2 separate regions of the Homo sapiens genome follow, and region 2 is linked to region 1. A link is an interaction called in ENCODE POLR2A ChIA-PET data of the cell type or tissue named here. Cell type or tissue: HCT116. All regions are shown on one strand. Each heading gives the region's core, and the rest is flanking DNA. Links, peaks and the distances in the headings are about the cores only.

Region 1 (13,147 bases), core at 4,118-9,117:
ACATGCACATGTACACACCCACACGTACACACCCACCCGTGTATCTGCACACACACCGCACATGTATGCACATGCCTGTGAGCAGATCACAGGCTGGGGGCATAGGGTGCAGCCTACAGCTGCCCCCATGGGAGGCTGGGAGCCTTTGGATTGGGGACATACTGGCTGATGGGTGTAACTTGGTGTCAGGACTAAGGCACAGGCAGCTCATGGGGGCATATGGGAAGCATGACTATGGGTGATGTCAGACAGACGTGGCAAATTGTCTCCCCTCCTCCCACAGTCCCCTGCAGAGCCTCAGGCCCATCCACAGTCAGGGCAACATGCCGCCTCTCACTGCTGACGGTGTGTCCTGTTACAAGCACACACAGTCATGTCATACCTTGACACACACACACCATCATAACATCTAGACACACACACACACATGCTGTCATAACATCTAGAGACACACAGTGGTAACAACATCTAGCAACACATGGAGAATCCCACCACAGCCACATCTGGACACACACACACACTCTTACATTCATACCCAGAGACTGGTGCACAGACACACACACATCCCCCGTCCTGCCAATCAGTCCCAGGAACACACAGGTCTCTATCAACACCCAGAAATTCTGACACCACAAGCACAGGCCAACCTACAGCTAGAGGATTAATGTCCAGACCCACAGGCTGGTGTGCGCATGTCCTTCCACGTGAATGTCACATGGGAGGACAGACTGCATGGATTTTTTTAATGACACTATTTTATTTATTTTTTGAGACAGAGTCTCACTCTGTCGCCCAGGATGGAGTGCAGTGGCGTGATCTCGGCTCACTACAACCTCCGCCTCCTGGGTTCAAGCGATTCTCGTGCCTCAGCATCCCAAGTACCTGGGATTACAGGCGCATGCCACCACGTCCCGCTAATTTTTGTATTTTTAGTAGAGATGGAGTTTCACCATATTGGCCAGGCGAGTCTCGAACTCCTGACCTCAGGTGATCTGCCCACCTTGGCCTCCCAAAGTGCTGGGATTACAGATGTGAGCCACCTTGCCTGGCCTAACATTATTTTATTTATTTAATTTATTTTTATTTTTATTGAGACAGGGGTCTGTGTTGCCCAGGCTGGACTCGAACTCCTGGGCTCAAGCATTCCTCCTGCCTTGGCCTCCCAAAGTGCTGGGATTACGGATGTGAGCCACTGCGCCCCATTTATCAATTGGTGGACATTTGGTTGTTTCCACCTTTTTAGCGATTGTGAGTAGTTTTGCTATGAACACCTGTGTACAAGTATTTGAACACCATTCTATGAAAATTTAAAACCTAGATCAATTGTATATCTTTTACATGTATCTGAGCGTTATACAAAAAAAGAATAAGAGTTTCTCACCCCCTAAGAATTTCTGCCCCCCGCCCTGGGGGTAATACTGACCCAGTGAAAATGAATAGAGTAGGCCAGGCGCGGATCCCAGCACTTTGGGAGGCTGAGGCAGGCGGATCACTTGAAGTCAGGAGTTCAAGACCAGCATGGCCAACATGGTGAAACCCGAGCTCTACTAAAAAAATACAAAAATTAGCCGGGCGTGGTGGCACATGCCTGTAATCCCAGCTACTCGGGAGGCTGAGGCAGGAGAATCGCTTGAACCTGGGAGGCAGAGGTTGCAGTGAGCTGAGATCACACCACTGCACTCCAGCCTGGGTGACAGAGCGAGATTATGTCTCAAAAAAAAAAAAAAAAAAGCTGGGCATGGTGGTGGGCGCCTGTAATCCCAGCTACTCAGGAGGCTGAGGACTCCATGGACTACATCATGCCACTGTATCCAGGAATGCATGGAAGTACATTTATTTACTTATTTATTTATTTTGAGACAGGGTCTTGCTCTGTTTCCCAGGCTGGAGGGCAGTGATGCAATCTCAGTTCAATGCAGCCTCCAACTCCTGGGCTTGAGTGATCTTCCCACCTCAGCCCCCTGAGTAGCTAGGACCACAGGTGCACACCACCACGCCCAGCTAATTTTTGCATTTTTTTGTGGAGACAAGGTCTTGCCATGTTGCCCAGGCTGGTCTTTAACTCCTGAGCTCAGCAGTCCACCCGCCTCAGCCTCCCAAAGTGCGGGGATTACAGGCATGAGCCACCGTGCCTGGCCTGCAAATGCATGTTGTTACATCCACATGTGAACACTCTGCCACAGTCACCTAGGACCTGCATGGTGTGGCTAGACCCCAACCACCTAGCCTTCCTCTCTCAGACTGTCTCTGCCTCCAGGACCGGAAGCTGCTGCTGACAGCCCAGCAGATGTTGCAGGACAGTAAGACCAAGATTGACATCATCCGCATGCAACTCCGCCGGGCGCTGCAGGCCGGCCAGCTGGAGAACCAGGCAGCCCCGGATGACACCCAAGGTGAGTCCCTTGCTTCCAGGCAGCTTAGCCTGCATCTCGCCTTGCAGGGCTCAGCCTCCAGCTCCATAATGAGTCCCTTTCTGGGGCAGGGAGGTGGGTCCTGTGACCCACTGTGAGACTTCAACACATTCCTGACCCTCTCTGGGCCAGAGCTTCCCATTTTGTCCCATGCAAAGTTTGGATTACATCAGGGGTTGGTAAATTACCACCTTCAGACCAAATCTATCCATTGTCTTTTTTTTGTCAATAAAGTTTTATTGGTACCCAGCCACGCCCATTCATTTACTATGTTTTTGACTGCCTGACTATTCTGAATAATGACCCTGGCACTTGGTCACAGAGAGTCAGACACTCACAGTCACACTGTGTCCACATGTGTCACTCACCTGGACACCAATAACACAGACACAGTTCCAAGGAAGTTGATAGTCACAGGTATGTTGCCTTATAAACACAGTCTCGGCTGGGTGCAGTGGCTGACGCCTGTAATCCCAGCACTTTGGAAACCGAGGCGGGCGGATCATTCGAGGTCAGGATTTCGAGATCAGCCTGGCCAACATGATGAAACCCTGTCTCTACTAAAAATGCAAAAATCAGCTGGGCGTGGTGGCACGCAGCTGTAGTCCCAGCTACTCAGGAGGCTGAGGCAGGAGAATCACTTGAATCCGGGAGGCGGAGGTTGCAGTAACCCAAGGTCGCCCCACTGCACTCCAGCCTGGGCAACAGAGTGAGACTCTGTCTCAAAAAAACACACACAAAAAAACACACAGTCTCACTGTCACCCCTAGACCTGCTGCCACATGGCGCTTTATCAGTCACTGGGACTTTTAGGAATAAAGTCATCCAGTCACCCATCCTTGCGACAACACCCAGAGACAAAGGAATGTGTGATCCTACCATCACACATAGTCACTGTGAAGTCCATGTGGATATCCACAGTACAGGCACACAATCACGTGCACCGTCGCACTGACACACACTGCAGGGACACACTTTTTTTTTTTGTTTTTTTTTTTAGATGGAGTCTCGCTCTGTTGCCCAGGCTGGAATGCAGTGGCACAATCTCTGCTCACTGCAACCTCTGCCTCCCGGGTTCACGCCATTCTCCTGCCTCAGCCTCCTGAGTAGCTGGGACTATAGGCGCCCACCACCACACCCGGCTAAATTTTGTATTTTTTTTTGAGACGGAGTCCTGCTCTGTCGCCCAGGCTGGAGTGCAGTGGTGTGATCTCGGCTCACTGAAAGCTCCGCCTCCTGGGTTCATGCCATTCTCCTGCCTCAGCCTCCCAAGTAGCTGGGACTACGGGCACCTGCCACCACGCCTGGCTAATTTTTTTGTATTTTTAGTAGAGACGGGGTTTCACCATGTTAGCCAGGATGGTCTCGATCTCCTGATCTCATGATCCGCCTGCCTTGGCCTCCTGAAGCGCTGGGATTACAGACTTGAGCCACCACGCCCTACCAATTTTTTGTATTTTTAGTAGAGACGGGGTTTCACCATGTTAGCCAGGATGGTCTCGATCTCCTGACCTCGTGATCCGCCTGCCTTGGCCTCCCAAAGTGCTGGGATTACAGGCATGAGCCACCGTGCCTGGCTGACACACTTTTTTTGTTTAGACAGGGTCTTGCTCTGTTGCCCAGGCTGGAATGCAATGGCGCGATCATAACTCACTGCAGGCTTGACCTTCTGGGCTCAAGCAATCCTGCTGAGTAGCTGGGACCATAGGCGTGTGCCACCACACCCAGCTTATTAAAAGAAATTTTTTTTTTGTAGAGACTAGGTCTTGCCCAGGCTGGTCTCAAACTCCTGACCTCAAGTGATCCTCCTGCCTTACCCTCCCAAAGTGTTGAGATTATAGGCGTGAGCCACTATGCCTGGCCTGTGCCCCTTTTCTTGACCCTGTGCTTGGGCATAAATGCATTTGTGTCTGTGACTGTGTTTCTCTGCCCCTATAATGGTGTCCCTGTGCCCAAGATGACAGGGCCGTGTCTGTGTAACAGAGTCTGACTCATGACAGTGTCTCTATGTGGCAGGGTGACTACATCTTTGTGACAGAGTATGTGTTCCTCTGGTGATAGTGTGCCTACGCTGGTGACAAAGTGGTAATGCCATGTGTCCCTGTGGGCGACAGTGTGACAGTGTCAGTGCGACAGTGCCTGCCTTACTCTCCTTGGGCCGCCATAACAAAGTCCCATAGGCTGAGTGGCTTAAACAACAGACATTTATGTTTTTCACAGTTCCAGAGACTGGCAGTCCCAGATCAGGGTACCAGCATGGTCGGTTCCTGGTGAGGGCGCTCTTCCTGGCTTACAGATGGCTTCCTTCTTACTGCTCCCTCACAGGGAGAAAGAGCCTTAGTGTCTCTTCCTCTTCTTATTTTTCATTATTAGTTTTTTGAGACAGGGTCTTGGTCTGTCACCCAGGCTGGAGTGCAGTGGCGTGATCACAGCTCACTGCAGCCTCGACTTTCTGGGCTCAAGTGATCCTCCTCGTTCAGCCTTCTAATAGCTGGGACTACAGGCACACGCCACCATGCCTCGCTAATTTATTTTTTATTTTTAGTAGAGACAAGGTCTCTCTATGGTGCCCAGGCTGGTCTCAAACTCCTGGCCTCAGGTGATCCTCCTGCCTCAGCCTCCTAAAGTGCTGGGATTACAGGCGTGGACCACTGCACCCAGCTTCTTCCTCCTCCAATAAGCGCGCTAATCGCATCATGATGGCCCTCCCTCCATGACCTCCTCTAACCCTAATTACCTCCCAAAGGCACTTGGAGAAGTCCAAGTGCCATCCCACTGGGGATTAGGGGTTCAACATAGGAATTTGGTAGGAGACAAACATTGAGTCTCTTAACAGTGTCTTTGTGACTGACACCGTCTGTGTAAATGTAGTATGCTGTGGTTGTCCAGATGTCCATGAGTGTCACCATGCCTGGTTGACTGTGTAACCTGGTGACTGTTCATTGGGGAATGAGGTGTGTCAACACGGGTATGACAGTATTATTATTTTTTTTTAATGACTTAGAGTCTCACTCTGTCACCCAGGCTGGAGAGCAATGGCGCAATCTTGGCTTACTGCAACCACCGCCTCCGGGGTTCAAGTGATTCTCCTGCCTCAGCCTCCTCAGTAGCTGGGATTACAGGCATGCGTCACTGTGCCCAGCTAATTTTTGTATTTTTAGTAGAGAGGGTTTCACCATGTTGGTCAGGCTGGTCTCAAACTCCTGACCTCAGGTAATCCACCCGCCTTGGCCTCCGAAAGTGCTGAGATTACAGGCCTGAGCCGCCATGCTTGGCCTATGATTTAGATGTTCCTGTCTGTTTGGGTGACAGCCCCTGGGTGACAGTGTCTGAATCTAGATAATGTGGCTGTCCCTGGGGGCCACAATGTGCCTGCGTCTGTCCCTGTGCAAATCACTGGAGGTGAAGAGGGACCGTGACAATGTGTGTGTCGGTAAGCGTGGGGTGACAGTGTGCCTGTGTGTCATTGCTCAGACTGTCCCCTGTAACAGGGTAACTTTTTCCCTAGGACTGGCCCTGTGAGTGATGGTGTTTGGATAAAAGAGTCTGGGTGGAAGTGTGGCTGCCTGCAGGTGACAGTGCGACAGTGTCACTGTGCCTGCCCCTTGGATGAAGCGTGATGCATCTTCATGATGGTTTGTCTGTGGCCCGTGCCTGTTCCTGCGAATGGCTGTGTCTGCGACTAGGTTGGTGGGGCGCTGCAGGCTAGCCTCACTGCCCTGTATTCCACGCTCACAGGGAGTCCTGACCTGGGGGCTGTGGAGCTGCGCATCGAAGAGCTGCGGCACCACTTCCGAGTGGAGCACGCGGTGGCCGAGGGTGCCAAGAACGTACTGCGCCTGCTCAGCGCTGCCAAGGCCCCGGACCGCAAGGCAGTCAGCGAGGTGAGGGGCGGAGCTTTCATTAGAGGCGGGGCTTCAGCAAGGGGCGGTGCTTCAGCAAGCGGCGGGGAGTTCACCAGGAACACCCACGGTGAGGGGTGGAGCCTCAAAGGGGGTGGGACCTTCATAAGGGGTGGGGCCTCAGCCAGGGTAGACTACTGTGAGGGGCAGGGCATCAGGCAGGAACAGTGCAACTGTGAGGGGCGGGGCCTCAGCGAGGGGGCATGGTTTCAGGCAGGAATGGCCCTCGGTGAGGGGAGGGGCCTCTCCAAGGGGCGGGGCCTGGTTTTCCCAGAGGTGGGACCAAGTTGGTTTGAGGTTTAGCCCTCTAGGGAGGAGCTCAGTGTGAGACTCAGCCTGGGGGTGGGGCCTAGGCCTGCACTTGGGAAGGGGCAAGCCTGGTCCCGCCCCCAGCCCCCACACTTCCCACCACAGGCCCAGGAGAAATTAACAGAATCCAACCAGAAGCTGGGGCTGCTGCGGGAGGCTCTGGAGCGGAGACTTGGGGAGCTGCCCGCCGACCACCCCAAGGGGCGGCTGCTGCGAGAAGAGCTCGCTGCGGCCTCCTCCGCTGCCTTCAGCACCCGCCTGGCCGGGCCCTTTCCCGCCACGCACTACAGCACCCTGTGCAAGCCCGCGCCGCTCACAGGTGGGTCTGAGACCCTACCCCACCCCTGCAGCCCTGGGCCTCCGACTCCTCTCATTTCCCCATTCCTGTGACCCCCGACTTCAATCTCCGCTCTCCCCAACCCTGGACTCCCATTCCACCACTGTCTCCTCCCCTCCTTTGCCCTCTGATTCTGGGCTCTTGCCCACCCCCCCCACACCTCAGTTTCTCCATCTCTCTTCACCTGGCCCAGTATTTTTCTCCCAGCCCTTGTTCCCCAGCCCCACCTCGGCCTCACAACGCTCAGCCATGAGCCTCCTACCCGCCTGCTGCAGACCAGCCAGCCCCACCTTCCACAGACCCCTCAGCCATCTACCCCTCCAGACCAGCCCCACCGTAGACCCCTAGCCCATCTTAGACCTCAGATTGTCCACCGAGTCCTCCCCTAGAACCCCTAGTCCTACCCTGTTCCTGCTTGCCTGGGCCTACGGCCTGTACCCTGAGCCTACGGCCTGTACCCTGAGCCTCTCTTCTGCCCCTAAACTCCCGCATCTGAGCCCCTCCTGGAAGGACTGCTTCTCTCATATTCTCCTATCCCAGCACGGACATCCCGGCCTCATGCCCCATGCTCCATTCTGGTTGTCCCTCACTGGCTCCCACTTGTACCATGGCTGCGTCTGGATGTGTCCCCTCCCCGCTGTGGTCCCCTCCGCTCAGCCTGCCCCAGAAGTGGCCCCCTGCTGAGCTTTCCCCTCCTGCAGGGACCCTGGAGGTACGAGTGGTGGGCTGCAGAGACCTCCCAGAGACCATCCCGTGGAACCCTACCCCCTCAATGGGGGGACCTGGGACCCCAGACAGCCGCCCCCCCTTCCTGAGCCGCCCAGCCCGGGGCCTTTACAGCCGAAGCGGAAGCCTCAGTGGCCGGAGCAGCCTCAAAGCAGAAGCCGAGAACACCAGTGAGTGGGCATCGTGGGCCCTGAGAAACGAGGTGGCATTGGGGACCTGGAATGCCCCATATTTGTAAACCTTTAAAAAATAAGCCAGGGGTCGGGTGTGGTGGCTCACACATGTAATCCCAGCACTTTGGGAAGCCAAGGTGGACGGATCACTTGAGGTCAGGAATTTGAGACCAGCCTGGCCAACATGGTGAAACACTGTCTCTACTTAAAAATACAACTTAGCTGGGCATGGTGGTGCACACCTGTAATCCCAGCTGTTTGGGAGGCTTAGGCAGGAGAATTACTTGAACCCGGGAGGTGGAAATTGCAGTGAGCCATGATCACGCCATTGCCCTCCAGCCTGGGTGACAGAGTGAGACTTTGCCTCAAAAGAGAACGAAAACAACAACAAAAACAAAAAAACAGGCCAGGTGCAGCAGCTCATGCCTGTAATCCCAGCACTTTGGGAGGCTGAGACAGGAGGATCACTTGAGGCCAGGAGTTTGAGACCAGCCTGGGCAACATAGCAAGACCCTGTCTCTACAAAAAATAAAATGTAAAAATTAGCCAGATGTGGTGGCCCACACCTGTAGTCCTAGCTGTTCTAGAGGTGGGAGGATCACTTGAGCCCAGTGAGCTATCATTGAGCCATTTCACTCTAGCCTAGATGACAGAGAGACCCTGTCTCTAAATTAAAAAAAAAGAAAAAAAACTTCAAGTTTATTTAGATTAAAAAAAAGGCTGGGCGTGGTGGCTCACGCCTGTAATCCCAGCACTTGGGGAGGCCGAGGCGGGTGGATCACGAGGTCAGGAGTTCAAGACCAGCCTGGCCAGCATGGTGAAACCCCATCTCTACAAAAAATACAAAAAAATTAGCCAGGCGTGGCGGCGCGTGCCTGTAATCCCAGCTACTCGGGAGGCTGAGGCAGAGAATTGCTTGAACCCAGGAGGCGGAGGTTGCAGTGAGCCGCGATTGTGCCACCGTACTCCAGCCTGTGCAACAGAGCAAGACTCCATCTCAAAATAATAATAATAATAATAAATAAATAAAACAAATTTAAAAAGAAAGGAAAACCAAACAAGAAACCAATATATCATATTCATTAGGATGACTAATACTATTTTAAAAACCCAACAAAACAAACAGAAAATAAGTGTTGGTGAGGATGTGGAGAGAAATCAGAACCTTTGTGCACTGTTGGTGGGAATGTAAAATGGTGCAGCCCTATGGAAAATATATTGGCATGGCCGGGTGCAGTGGCTCACACCTGTAATCCCAGCACTTTGGGAGGCTGAGGGGGCCAGATCACCTGAGGTCAGGAGTTCGAGACCAGCCTGGCTATCATGGCAAAACCCCGTCTCTACTAAAAATACAAAAATTAGCTGGGCATGGTGGTGTGTGTCTGTAATCCCAGCTACTCAGAAGGCTGAGGCAGGAGAATCGCTTGAACCCAGGAGGCAGAAGTTGCAGTGAGCTTAGATCGAGCCACTGCACTCCAGCCTGGGCAACAGAGCGAGACTCTGTCTGAAAGAAAGAGAGAGAGAGGGAGGGAGGGAGGGAGGAAGGAATATTGGCAGTTCCTGAAACAAGTAAAAACAGAGTAAGCAGTCCAGGCGCAATGGCTCACACCTGTAATTCCACCACTTTGGGAGGTCAAGGTAGGTGGATCACCTGAGGTCAGAAGTTCAAGACCAGCCTGGCCATCATGGTGAAACCCCATTTCTACTAAAAATACAAAAGTTAACCGGGCTTGGTGGTGGTGCACGCCTGTAGTCCCAGCTACTCTGGAGGCTGAGGCAGGAGAATTGCTTGAATCCGGGAGGCAGAGGTTGGAGTGAGCAGAGATCATGCTACTGCACTCCAGCCTGGGTGACAGAATGAGACTCCATCTCAAAACAAACAAACAAACAAAAAAACAAGAGTAACCATATGATCCAAAGCTACTTCTGGGCATATCCCCAAAAGAATTAAAAACAGGGCCTCGGACATTCCATAATGCATACATATTTCAAAACAACATGTTGTGCATGATAAATATATATAATTTTTATTTGTCAGTTTTAAAAATAGTGATAGAAAAATATTTAAAAAAAAAAAAAAGGGTCTCAGAGATATGTATACCTGTGTTCATAGCAGCATTATGAAAGCCAAAAATGGAAGCAACCCAGATCCACCAATAGATGAATGGGTAAACAAAACGTGGGCCAGCCATGCAATGGAACATTGCTCAGATTTAAAAAGGAAAGAAATCCTGCCAGGCGCAGTGGCTCATGCCTGTAATCCCAGCACTTTGGGAGGCCGAGGCAGGTGGATCACTTGAGGTCAGGGGTTCGAGACCAGCCTGGCCAACATGGTGAAACCCCATCTCTATTAAAAATACAAAAATTAGCCGGGTGTGGTGGCACATGCCTGTAATCCCAGCTACTCAGGAGGCTGAGGTAGGAAAACCGCTTGAGCCCAGGAGGCAGGCGTTGCAGTCAGCCAAGATCATGCCACCGCACTCCTGCCTGGGTGACAGAGTGAAACACTGTCTCAAAAAAAAAAAAAAAAAAAAGGAAAGGAATCCTGTCTTATCCTGCAACACGGATGAATCTTGAGGACATTAGTCTAAGTGAAATAAGCCAGTCCCCAAAAGACAAATATTGTATGATTCCAGTTATATGAGGTTCCTAGAGTAGTTAGATTCATAGAGACAGAAAGTAGAATGATGGATGCCAGGGAGTAGAGGGAGGGGGAATGGGGAGTTTATTATTTAATGTGGACAGAGTTTCAGTTTTGTAAGGTGAAAGTTCTGGAGATGGATGGTGGTAATGGTTGCACAGCAATGTGAATGTACTTAATGCCACTGAACTGGATGGACACTTTAAAGTGATTATGATGGTAAATTTTATGTTACATGTATTTTACCATAATTTTTTTTTTCTTGAGACAGATTCTCCTCTGCTGCCCAGGCTGGAGTGCAGTGGCACCGTCTCAGCTCACTGCAACCTCTGCCTCCTCGGTTTGAGCGATTCTCTTGCCTCAGCCAACCCAAATAGCTGGTGGGATTACAGGCGTGCGCCACCACACCCGGCTAATTTTTGTATTTTTATGGAGATGGGGTTTCACCATGTTGGCCATAATTTTTTTAAAAGAAAATTTGATTCGTAATCTCATGGCAAAAAAGGAAAAAGAAAGAAAATTAATACGTATGTACAAAAAAAAAAGGGAGTGTGGAGAAGAGTAACAGGAGAGCAGACACCCATATTACCACCACCTGCGTTAGGAAATAGAATATGGCAGCCAGGTGCCACGGCTCATGCCTGGAATCCCAGCATTTTGGTATTTGTAGGAGGATCACTTGAACCCAGGAGTTCAAGACCAGCCTGGGCAACATAGCAAGACCTTGTCTTTACAAATAATTTAAAAATTGGGGCATATGGCCAGGTGTGGTGGCTCACGCCTGTAATCCCAGCACTTTGGGAGGCCGAAGCGGGTGGATCACAAGGTCAGGAGATCGAGACCATCCTGGCTAACACAGTGAAACCCCAACTCTACTAAAAATACAAACAATTAGCCAGGCGTGGTGGTGGGCGCCTGTAGTCCCAGCTACTCGGGAGGCTGAGGCAGGAGAGTGGCATGAACCTGGGAGGCAGAGCTTGCAGTGAGCCGAGATCGCGCCACTGCACTCCAGCCTGGGTGACAGAGCAAGACTCTGTCTCAAAAAAAAAAAAAATTGGGGGTACATGTCATCAGGCCCTCCTGAATCTGTGTCACAGAAAAAAAAACTAAAGGGAAAAAAAGAGAAGACAAGCCAACCAAAAATTAACCAGGCGTGGGCATGGTGGCTTGTGCCTGCGGTCCCAGCTACTTGGGAGGCTGAAGTGGGAGGATTGCTTGAGCGCAGGAGGTCAAGGCTACAGTGAGCTGTGATTGCACCACTGCATTCCAGCCTGGGCAACTGAGCGAGACCCCATCTTAAAAAAAAAAAAAAAGGAAAAGAAATAGAATATTTCCAGCTCTCCAGAAGCCCCCTCTTGTCTCCTCCACAATTCCATCTCCTTCCTCTGCCATAGAGGTGGCTACTCTCCCGACTTTTATCATTTCCTTGCTATAATTTGTAGTTGTAGAACCCCATGTTTGCATCCCCAAAAACTTTTGTTTAATTTTGCCTGGTATTAGAACTTTATATTGACAGGCTCATACAGACTATTCTATCACATGGCTTCTTTCATTCAACATTGTTTAGGGGCTAGGCATAGTGGCTCATGCCTGTAATCCCAGCACTTTGAGAGGCCGAGGTGGAGGGATTGCTTGAGCCAAGGAATTTGAACCCAGCCTGGGCAACATGGTGAAACCCCACCCTACAAAAAAATGCAAAAAACAAAACCAAACTAAAAAAAGCATTGTTTTGGTAGACTCATCCATTTTGTTGTGACAAGCTATAGTTAATTCATATTTATTCCTGTTTAGTAATCCATTATGTTAGACTGAGCCATATCGAATTGCCTCTTTCTGAAAGCAAAAAAATAGTTAAATATCAGCAATTTCGTACTTCAGCTACTAAGATGGTATAGCAGTTTTAAAATATTAATTCTCCTGTTAATGGACTGTGGGATGCCTCTATTTTGGACTGTTACATACACTTTATATAAATGCATCTCCTGATGTATACCCACATGCATTTGGCTAGGGTAAATCCTCAGGAGTGCCTGGGCGCGGTGGCTCACGCCTGTAATCCCAGCACTTTGAGAAGCCAAGACCAGTGATCACTTGAGGTCAGGAGTTCAAGACCATCCTGGCCAACGTGGCAAAACCCCATCTCTACTAAAAACACAAAAATTAGCTGGGCATGGTGGTGTGCGCCTGTAGTCTGAGCTACTTTGGAAGCTGAGGCACGAGAATTGTTTGAACCCAGAAGGTGGAAGTTGCAGTGAGCCGAGATTGTGCCACTGCACTCCATCCTGGGTGACAGAGAGAGACTCTGGCTCAAAAAATAAATGAATAAATAAATCCTTAGGAGTATGTGGCTGGGACTTCCATGTAGAATAAAATTGAATTTGGATCCCTGCCTCACATCACACCATGTAAAAAAATCAACTGGATTAAAGGCTTCAATGTCAAATGCAAAACTTTACAGTGGGAGAAAAGTTATGGAGGGGAGGATTCATTTTAAAAAGATAGCAGACAGCTAGGCCTGGTGGCTCATGCCTGTAATCCCAGATACTTGGGAGGCTGAGGCAGGAGAATATCACTTGAGGCCAGGAGTTTGAGACCAGCCTGGGCAACATAACAAGACTCATCTCTACTGAAAAAAAAAAAAAAAAAGA
Region 2 (9,996 bases), core at 2,022-7,021, 380 kb before region 1:
ACCAGCCTGGCCAACATGGAGAAAGCCTGCCTCTGCTAAAGATACACATTAGCCAGGTGTGGTGGCACACCTGTAGTCCTAGCTACTCGGGAGGTTGAGGCAGGAGAATTGCTTGTACCCAGGAGGCGGAGATTGCAGGGAGCTGAGATCATGCCACTGCACTCCAGCCTGGGTGACGGAGCAAGACTCCGTCTGAAAAAAAAAAATTACTTTTTGATCGTGGTAAAATACACATAACAAAATTTACCATTAGTGGCATTTAGTATGTTCACAATATTATGCAATCCTCACCACTGGTTCAGAATATTTTCATCAACCCAAAAGGAAGTGATCACTACTCATTCCCCTGCCTCCCGTGCCTGGCAACCACCAATCTGTGTCCATCTCTATGGATTTGCCTATTCTGGACTTTTTGTTTTTCTTTTTTGTTTGTTTGTTTTTTTAGATGGAGCCTCACTCTATCGCCCAGGCTAGAGTGCGATGGGCACAATCTTGGCTCACTGCAACCTCCACCTGCTGGGTTCAAGCAATTTTCCTGCCTCAGCCTCCCAAGTAGCTGGGATTACAGGCACCCGCCATCACGCCCAGCTAATTTTTGTATTCTTGTAGAGACAGGGTTTCACCATGTTGGCCAGGCTGGTCTTGAACTTCTGACCTCAGGTGATCCATCCTCCTTGGCCTCCCAAACTGCTGGGATTACAGGCGTCAGCCACTGTGCCCGGACTATTCTGGATAGTTCTATAAAAATGGACTCACAGGCCGGGCGCAGTGGCTCATGCCTGTAATCCCAGCATTTTGGGAGGCTGAGGTGGGCGGATTACCTGAGGTCAGGAGTTCAAGACCAGCCTGACCAACATGGAGAAACCCTATCTCTACTAAAAATACAAAATTAGCCAGGCATGGTGGTGCATACCTGTAATCTCAGCTACTTGGGAGGCTGAGGCAGGAGAATCACTTGAACCCGGGAGGCGGAGGTTGCGATGAGCCGAGATCACGCCATTGCACTCCAGCCTGGGCAACAAGAGCGAAACTCGGTCTCAACAAACAAACAAACAAAAGACTCACACACTATGTGGTCTTTTGTGTTTGGCTTCTTTCACTCAGCATCACGTTTTAAAATTTCATCCATGTAGCGTGTATTTATCGTTCCTTAATTCTTTTTTTTTTTTTTTTGAGACGGAGTCTCGCTCTGTTGCCCAGGCTGGAGTGCAGTGGTGCAATCTAGGCTCACTGCAAGCTCCGCCTCCCGGGTTCACACCATTCTCCTGCCTCAGCCTCCCAAGTAGCTGGGACTACAGGCGCCCGCCAACACACCTGGCTAATTTTTGTATTTTTAGTAGAGACGGGGTTTCACTGTGTTAGCCAGGATGGTCTCAATCTCCTGACCTCGTGATCCACCCGCCTCGGCCTCCCAAAGTGCTGGGATTACAGGCATGAGCCACCGTGCCCAGCCCCCTTAATTCCTTTTTTATGGCTGAATAATATTTCATCATATGAGTATACTATATTTTGCTGATCCATTTATCCATTGATAGACATTTGAGTTATTTCCACCTTTTGGAGGAAATAAAATATTCTATTTATTATTTATTTATTTATTTGAGACAGTCTCACTGTGTCACCCAGGCTGGACTGGAGTGCAGTGGTGCGATCTTGGCTCACTGCAACCTCTGCCCCCCAGGTTCAAGTGATTCTCCTGCCTCAGACTCCTGAGTAGCTGGGATTACAGGCATGCGCCACCATGCCTGGCTATTTTTTGTGTTTTTAGTAGAGGCGGGTTTCACCATATTGGCCAAGCTGGTCTTGAACTCCTGACCTCAAGTGATCCACCCCCCAAAGTGCTGGGATTACAGATGTGAGCCACCACATCCAGCCTATTTAATTGTTTGTAGATTGATTTTATAACTGTTAAATATTTAGATGTTGGAGCCAGGCATGGTGGCTCATGCCTGTAATTCCAACTACTCGGGAGGCGGAGGCAGGAGGATTGCTTAAGCCCAGGAGGTTGAGGCTGCAGTGAGTTGTAATCACGCCACTGCACTCCAGCCTAGGTGACAGAGCAAGACCCTATCTCAAATAATAATAATAATAAGGCATTATTCTAGGCATGGGGGCATTGGGTATAGAGATGAACTAGACAAACAGAAAATGCTATTATGCAGCTCACTTTCTCGTATGGGGAGAGAGACAGATAATACACAAATAGAAAGAAATATAAAAGCAATTGGTGCCGGGTCTGGTGGCTCATGCCTGTAAACCCAGCACTTTGGAAGCCCGAGCAGGCAAATCACCTTAGGTCAGGAGTTCGAGACCAGCCTAGCCAACATGGCGAAACCCCCGACTCTACTAAAAATACAAAAAATTAGCCGGCCATGCACCTGTAATCCCAGCTACTCAGGAGGCTGAGACAGGAGAATTGCTTGAACCTGAGAGGCAGAGGTTGCAGTGAGCCGAGATGGTGCTACTGCACTCCAGCCTGGGCAACAGAGCAAGACTCCTTCTCAAAAAAAAAAAATAATAAAAAGAAGGCTGGGGCCAGGCACGGTGGCTCACGCCTGTAATCCCAGCACTTTGGGAGGCCGAGGCAGGCAGATCATGAGGTCAGGAGATCGAGACCATCCTGGCTAACATGGTGAAACCCTGTCTCTACTAAAAAATACAAAAAAAAAAAGAAATTATCCAGGCATGGTGGCGGGCACCTGTAGTCCCAGCTACATGGGAGGCTGAGGCAGGAGAATGGCATGAACCCGGGAGGCAGAGCTTGCAGTGAGCCGAGATCATGCCACTGCACTCTAGCCTGGGTGACAAAGCGAGACTCCCTCTCAAAAAAAGAAGAAGAAGAAGAAGGCTGGGCGCGGTGGCTCATGCCTGTAATCCCAGCACATCGGGAGGCCGAGGTGGGTGGATCATGAGGTCAGGAGTTCAAGACCAGCCTGGCCAACGTGGTGAAACCCCGTCTCCACTAAAAATAGAAAAATAAGCCAGCCGCGGTGGTGCCACCAGTAATTCCAGCTACTCGGGAGGCTGTGGCAGAAGAATTGCTTGAATCCTGGAGGCAGAGATTGCAGTGAGCCAAGATCGCGCCACTGAACTCCAGCCTGGTTGGCAGAGTGAGACTTTTTGTCAAAAAAAAAAAAAAAAAAAAAAAAAGAATAAAATAAAAATGAAAGCAATTGGTGGCAACTGCAATTGGGGGTGAGTTATTGAGAATACCTGAAATGGGGCTAAAGAAGGAGTGCTCTTGTAGGCTGGGTTATCAGAGACCACTTCCCTGAAGAAGTGACATTTGAGGTGAGACCTGAATAGAGGAACCAGCCATGTGACTGTCATTTCAAGCAGAGAAAACAGCAGTGCAAAGACCCTGAGGTGGGAATGCAGTTGGGGGAGGGGTTAAGGGAAGTACGAAGCTGAAATGAAGTGACACAAGGTGACAGTGTGAGAAGATATGACCTGAGAAGTGGGCAGGGCCTGCTGGGGCAAGGTAGAGAATTCGTATTTTTATTCTAAATTTGGTGGGAGCCTTTGTTTTATTTGTATTATTATTATTGTTTTAGAGATGGTGTCTTACTATGTTGTCCAGGCTGTTCTTGAACTCCTAGGCTCAAGCCATCCTCCCGCCTGAGCCTCCAGGGTAGCTAGGATTATGAGCAAGCCACTGTGCGTGGCTTGATGGGAACCTTTGAGAGGGAGGAGGTGGCTGGAAGGAACAAGGATGGAGAGAAGTGGATGAATCCAAAATCTGTTTGGAGGTGGAGTCAAGAGAGTTTGCTGATGAATTGGAGGGTGGCTAAAGAAAGAAATTAAGGCTGACTCCTGGGGTACTTTTTGGCACGAAAAACTGAATGGGTGAAATTGACACACATGGTGAGGAGGAGTAGGGTTGGAAGAACCAAGAATGTGGTTTTGGAAGTGTTCAGTCTGAAATGTCTATTAGACCGGAGACTGCTAGATATGAGTCCAAAGCCTAGCGGAGCAGTTAGAGTTAGAGATATAAATTTGGGAGACATCAGCATAAAGATTATATATATATAATATATTAATATATTATATATATTAATATATTATATATAAATATATTATATATAATGTATTATATATTATATATAATAATATATTTATTTATATATTATAATAATGTCTATAAATATATTATATATAATATATTAATAATATATAATAATAAATACATAATATAATAATAAATATAAATATATTATTAATTTATTAATAATTTATTGTTGATATATTATTAATAAATTAATAAATATAAAAAATAATAATATAATACATATATTATATATAATATATTAATGTATTATATATTATATATTAATGTATTATATATTATATATTATATATATAAATATATATATAATATTTATATTTCTATATTAATATATTATATAATTATATAATATTATATATTATAGATATTTTATAATATATTATATATATATTAGAAGTGGAGTCTCACCACTTGCCACGTTGCCCAGGTTGGTCTCAAACTCCTTGCCTCAAGTGATCCTCCTGCCACAGCCTCCCAAAGCACTGGGATTACAGGCGTGAGCCACTGCACCCAGCGTAGATTTTTTTTTTTGAGACTGAGTCTCACTCTGTCACCCAGGCTGGAGTTCAGTGGCACGATCTCGGCTCACTGCAACCTCTGCCTCACAAGTTCAAGGGATTCTCCTGCCTCAGCCTCCTGAGTAGCAGGCCCACACCATCACGCCCACCTAAATTTTTTTGTATTTTTAGTAGAGACGGGGTTCCACCACGTTGGCCAGGCTGGTCTCGAACTCCTGACCTCAAGTGATCCACCACCTCCGCCTCCCAAAGTGCTGGGATTACAGGCTTGAGCCACTGTGCCCAGCCCAGCCTAGATGTTTAAAACATGAGATTGAAATTTGTCAGAGCCTGAGTCCCAATAGGAAAGATTGTGCACTTGAGGCTGGGGGCAGTGGCTCACGTCTGTAATCCTAGCACTTTGGGAGGCTGAGGCGAGTGGATCATGAGGTTAGGAGTTCAAGACCAGCCTGGCCAAGATGGTGAAACCCTGTCTCTACTAAAAATACAAAATTAGCTGGGCGTGGTGGTGGGTGCCTGTAATCCCAGCTACTCGGGAGGCTGAGGCAGAGAATTGCTTGAACCCAGGAGGTGGAGGTTGCAGTGACCCAAGATTGTGCCACTGCCCTCCAGCCTGGGCAACAGAACAAGACTCCTTCTCAAAAAAAAAAAAAAAAAAAAAAAAAAAGTCTGGGCACGGTGGCTCATGCCTGTAATCCCAGCACTCTGGGAGGCTGAGGCAGGCGGATCACCTGAGGTAACAAGTTCAAGACCGGCCTGGCCATGGTAAAACCCCGTCTCTACTAAAAATACAAAAAATTAGGTGGGCGTGCTGGCACATGCCTGTAATCCCAGGTACTTGGGAGGCTGAGGCAGGAGAATCGCTCGAACCCCAAGAGGCAAAGGTTGCAGTGAACCGAGAACGCACCATTGCACTCCAGCCTGGGCAACAAAAGCGAAACTCCGTCTCAAAAAAAAAAAAAAAGATTGTGCACTTGAACACGGTGGTTGATGAGAACTTAATAGAACCCAGTTTATAAAGCTGGAGGGGAAACCATCAAGGCACAGTATAGACGCCCTGGGTTAGCAACGCCTGGCAGCTGTGACCACCTCTTTGCCCTGGAGAGAGCTGTGTAGAGCTACTGCCTGTAGCAGAGGGATGTCACCAATGGGGCTTGGAGGTAGGGGACACGGGATAAACTTTTTCTTTTTTTTTTGAGACAGAGTCTCACTCTGTCGCCCAGGCTGGAGTGCAATGGTGCGATCTCGGCTCACTACAACCTCCATCTCCCAGGTTCAAGCAATTCTCCTGCCTCAGTCTCCCAAGTAGCTGGGATTACAGGTGCCCGCCACCACACCTGGCTAATTTTTAGTATTCTTAGTAGAAATGGGTTTTCGCCATATTGGCCAGGCTAGTCTCGAACTCCTGACCTCAGGTGATCCACCTGCCTCGGCCTCTCAAAGCACTGGGATTACAGGCATGAGCCACTGTGCGTGGCCAATTTTTTTTTTTTTTTTTTTTTTGAGACAGAGTCTTACTCTGTTGCTCAGGCTAGAGTGCAGTGGTGTGATCACAGCTCACTGCAGCCTTGATCTCCCTGGGCTCAGGTGATCCTCCCACCTCAGCCTCCTGAGTAGCTGGGACTGTAGGCACACACCACCAACATGCTGCTAATTTTTGCATTTTTTGTAGAGATGGGGTCTCACTACGTTACCCAGGCTGGTCTTGAACTCCTGGGGCTCAAGCCATCTGCCCGCCTCAGCCTCCCAAAGTGTTGGGATTACAGGTGTGAACCACTGTGCCCAGCTAAACATCTTTTTTTAGTGTTATTTTATTTATTTATTTATTTAGAGACAGGGTCTTTCTCTGTCACCCAGGCTGGAGTGTATTGGCATTATTATAGCTTACTGCGGCCTCAAACTCCTAGGCTCAAATGATCCTCCCACCTCAGGCTCCCAAGTGCCTGGGCCTACAGACACAAACCACCATACCCAGCTAATTTTAAAAAATGTCTTCTTTCCTTCATTCCTTCCCTCCTTCCTTCCTTCTTTCCCTCCCTCCCTCCCTCCCTTTCTTTCTCTCTTTCCTTCTTTCTTTCTTTCTTCCTTTCTGCAGAGACAGGGTCTCCCTATATTACCCAGGCTGGTTTCAAGCAATCCTCCTGCCTCGGCCTCCCAAAGTGTTAAAATTACAGGTGTGAGCCACCGTGCCTGGCTGGGATAAACACCTTGGCTTCACTCTCCTCTCTTTCATCAGGTGACCCCAAGGAAGCCAGAGGGGAAGGAAGGTGAAACAGAAGTCTGAGAAGGGGTGCTTGTGAAGTAGAAGGAAATCAGGAGGGGGTGGTGTACCCAAAGACCAAGGAGCTAATGAAGAGGAGGACAGGGAATGAAGTCAGTGATTGAATCTGCCAAACGGACATCATAGGTGCTCTTGTCAGAAAAAGCTCCCAGAAGCCGGGCGCGGTGGCTCATACCTGTAATCCTGGCACTTTGGGAGGCTGAGGCGGGCAGATCATGAGGTCAGGAGTTCGAGACCAGCCTGGCCAACATGGTGAAACCCCGTCTCTACTAAAACTACAAAAAAATTAGCTGGGCGTGGTGGCACACGCCTATAATCCCAGCTACTCCAGAGGCTGAAGCAGGAGAATCGCTTGAACTCAGGAGGCGGAGGTTGCAGTGAGCCAAGATCACACCACTGCACTCCAGCCTGGGCAACAGAGTGAGACTTCGTCTCAAAAAAGAAAAAGAGCCCTTTCATCAATCTTCCCGCGTCCGCCGATTCCTCCTCCTTGGTCGCCGCGTCCTTGGCTGGCGTCAGAAAAATGGCTACAAACTTCCTAGCACATGAGAAGATCTGGTTTGACAAGTTCAAATATGACGACGCAGAAAGGAGATTCTATCAGCAGATGAACAGGCCTGTGGCAGGTGCCTCCCGCCAGGAGAACGGCGCCAGCGTGATCCTCCATGACATTGTGAGAGCCAGAGAGAACATCCAGAAATCCCTGGCTGGAAGCTCAGGCCCCGGGGCCTCCAGTGGCCCCAGCGGAGACCACAGCGAGCTCGTTGTCCGGATCGCCAGTCTGGAAGTGGAGAACCAGAGCCTGCGTGGCGTGGTACAGGAGCTGCAGCAGGCCATCTCCAAGCTGGAGGCCCAGCTGAACGTGCTGGAGAAGAGCTCGCCTGGCCACCGGGCCACGGCCCCGCAGACCCAGCACGTGTCTCCTATGCGCCAAGTGGAGTCCCCGGCCAAGAAGCCAGCCTCACCAGCAGAGGATGACGAGGATGATGACATCGACCTGTTTGGCAGCGACAATGAGGAGGAGGACAAGGAGGCGGCACAGCTGCGGGAGGAGCGGCTACGGCAGTACGCGGAGAAGGCCAAGAAGCCTGCATTAGTGGCCAAGTCCTCCATCCTGCTGGATGTCAAGCCTTGGGACGATGAGACGGACATGGCCCAGCTGGAGGCCTGTGTGCGCTCTATCGAGCTGGACGGGCTGGTCTGGGGGACCTCCAAGCTGATGCCCGTGGGCTACGGTATCCGGAAGCTACAGATTCAGTGTGTGGTGGAGGACGACAAGGTGGGGACTTACTTGCTGGAGGAGGAGATCACTAAATTTGAGGAGCACGTGCAGAGTGTCGATATCGCAGCTTTCAACAAGATCTGAAGCCTGAGTGTGTGTATGTGTGCGCGTGCGTAAGGCCCTGCCACGATTAAAGACTGAGACCGGCAAAAAAAAAAAAAAAAAAAAAAAAGAAAAAAAAAAGAAAGAAAGAAAAGAAAAAGAAAAAGAAAAAAATGTTCCCGTGAAAGGGGGCCAAGAACCCAGCCCAGTTGGCATGGCTGGAGGAAGGACCAGGAGATGATGCAGTGGGGAAGGTGCTATAGAGAAAACTTTTTCCCAGAAGTATACAGCTTATTTATTTATTTATTTATTTATTTATTTTGAGACAGAGTTTTGCTCTTGCTGCCTAGGCTAGAGTGCAGTGGCGCGATCTTGGCTCACTGTAACCTCCACCTCCCAGGTTCAAGTGATTCTCCCACCTCAGCTTCCCGAGTAGCTGGGATTACAGGCGCCCACCACCAGGCCTGGCTAATTTTTTTTTTGTATTTTTAGTAGAGACGGGGTTTGGCCATGCTGGCCAGGCTGGTTTCGAACTGCTGACCTCAGGTGATCCTCCCGCCTCGGCCTCTCAAAGTGCTGGCATCACGGGCATGAGCCTCCATGCCCGGCCGGTAACTGTATTTTTCCTTCTGGGCACCCCAGAATGGTGGGGTTGGGGGCAGGTTCTGGGAAGAGTCTGCTTCCATTAGGGGGAAAGTGGAAAACGTCCCTAGGGGAGGGTGGCCCGCGCAAGGGCATCGATCCTGCCCTTGAACCGCATGATCCGGCCCCAGCTGCTCTTTCCCCCTACCCTGGACGCCTCCTGTTTCCTGTCTGGGCCTCCCCAGGCGCCCGGGCCCAAGGTGACCGCCTTTCAACTGCAACCGCTAAGCTGCGCCCACGGCGCACTGTGTCCGTCTCTCCCTCCTCCCTCAATCCGGGAGTGCCCTTGGCAGCGGACACCTCCCGGATTTTTCCGGGAGGAGAGGGGAAGCCGCTTCTCGGCTTGGCGTGGGGGCAGTGGTGCGCGGCTGGGAACCTCGCTGAGCCCAAGCATTGGTAGGGAGACCCCAGCGGCCAGTAAGGCGGCTCCTGGCGCCCCCTCGGGCCGGAGCTGTGCGCTGCAAGGCTGGATCGGAGGGAGGGCCCAGGGGCCTGAGGAGTCGCTGCCTGCCGGCTGGCACGACCAAGCGGGACTGCCCGGGTCCCGAAAATACGGCTTCGGGGGACACCTCACCAAGCGGCTAGTGGTTCAGAACCCCAGTCCGACGCGCTGCTGGGCCCAGTCTCCGGGACGATGACGGGGACATGGCTCTGAAAAAGTGCCAGGGTGCGCTCAGTAGAACCCAGCACCCAGAATGGCCCCCCAGAGAGCGGGGCCGGGTCTAGGGAAGCCCTCTTCCAAGAAGTCCCGTGCCCTGAGGTGACTGGGCGCGCTAGTTGATGAAACTGAGTGCCCCACCGAGGCGCCCCTGTCCCGAGGGCGGGGCCAGGGCGGGGCGGGAGTCCTCCTGGCAGGTGCCGGGGGCGGTGCCCGGCCCTGCCCCCGGGGGCCGTTCCTGGAGGCCAGAGGCGGGTCAGAGAAGCCGCCGGTGCGGGCGACGCCTTGGAACCCACGGCCGCCACTGCCGCCACAGGTGCCTCACAGTGCCCTCTGTCCTCGCTCTGGGAATCAAAACCCCGGTTGGGAACTGAGGCTTCCGAACTGCTTCCAACCCTGGACACGAAGGCCCCCACCGGCCGGAGAACGAAACCCTGGGGTCGTCTGAAGAGGAGGGCCAGGAGTCCCCAGGGCCAGACAGCGAAGCCCCAGAGCTGCTGCGGAGCT

Evidence for each region. Peaks named below come from ENCODE experiments on the same cell type or tissue, not always from the same donor. Only the 100,000 strongest peaks of a DNase experiment are listed, where the experiment ranks them.
Region 2: POLR2A ChIA-PET joins it to region 1 with 5 read pairs; 3 of 35 experiments call an interaction of 5 or more read pairs at or near these places.

The regions. Positions count from the first base shown.
Region 1 is chr19:14,444,169-14,457,315 of GRCh38, forward strand. It overlaps PKN1 (protein kinase N1), which reads left to right. Exons shown (of 22, transcript NM_002741.5): 4 at 2,258-2,393; 5 at 6,150-6,295; 6 at 6,728-6,941; 7 at 7,661-7,855. Among named protein-coding and RNA genes, the nearest start is that of PKN1, 17 kb to the left of the region's middle. RefSeq lists enhancers at 49-549, 6,309-6,603 and a silencer at 6,307-6,436. In HCT116, for the core only: no CTCF peak of the experiment used is centred there; a DNase peak (open chromatin) is centred at 6,463.
Region 2 is chr19:14,063,010-14,073,005 of GRCh38, forward strand. MISP3 (MISP family member 3) reads left to right here and starts at 9,777. Exons shown (of 3, transcript NM_001291291.2): 1 at 9,777-9,996. It also overlaps the pseudogene EEF1DP1. RefSeq lists a silencer at 9,596-9,765. In HCT116, for the core only: no CTCF peak of the experiment used is centred there; no DNase peak of the experiment used is centred there.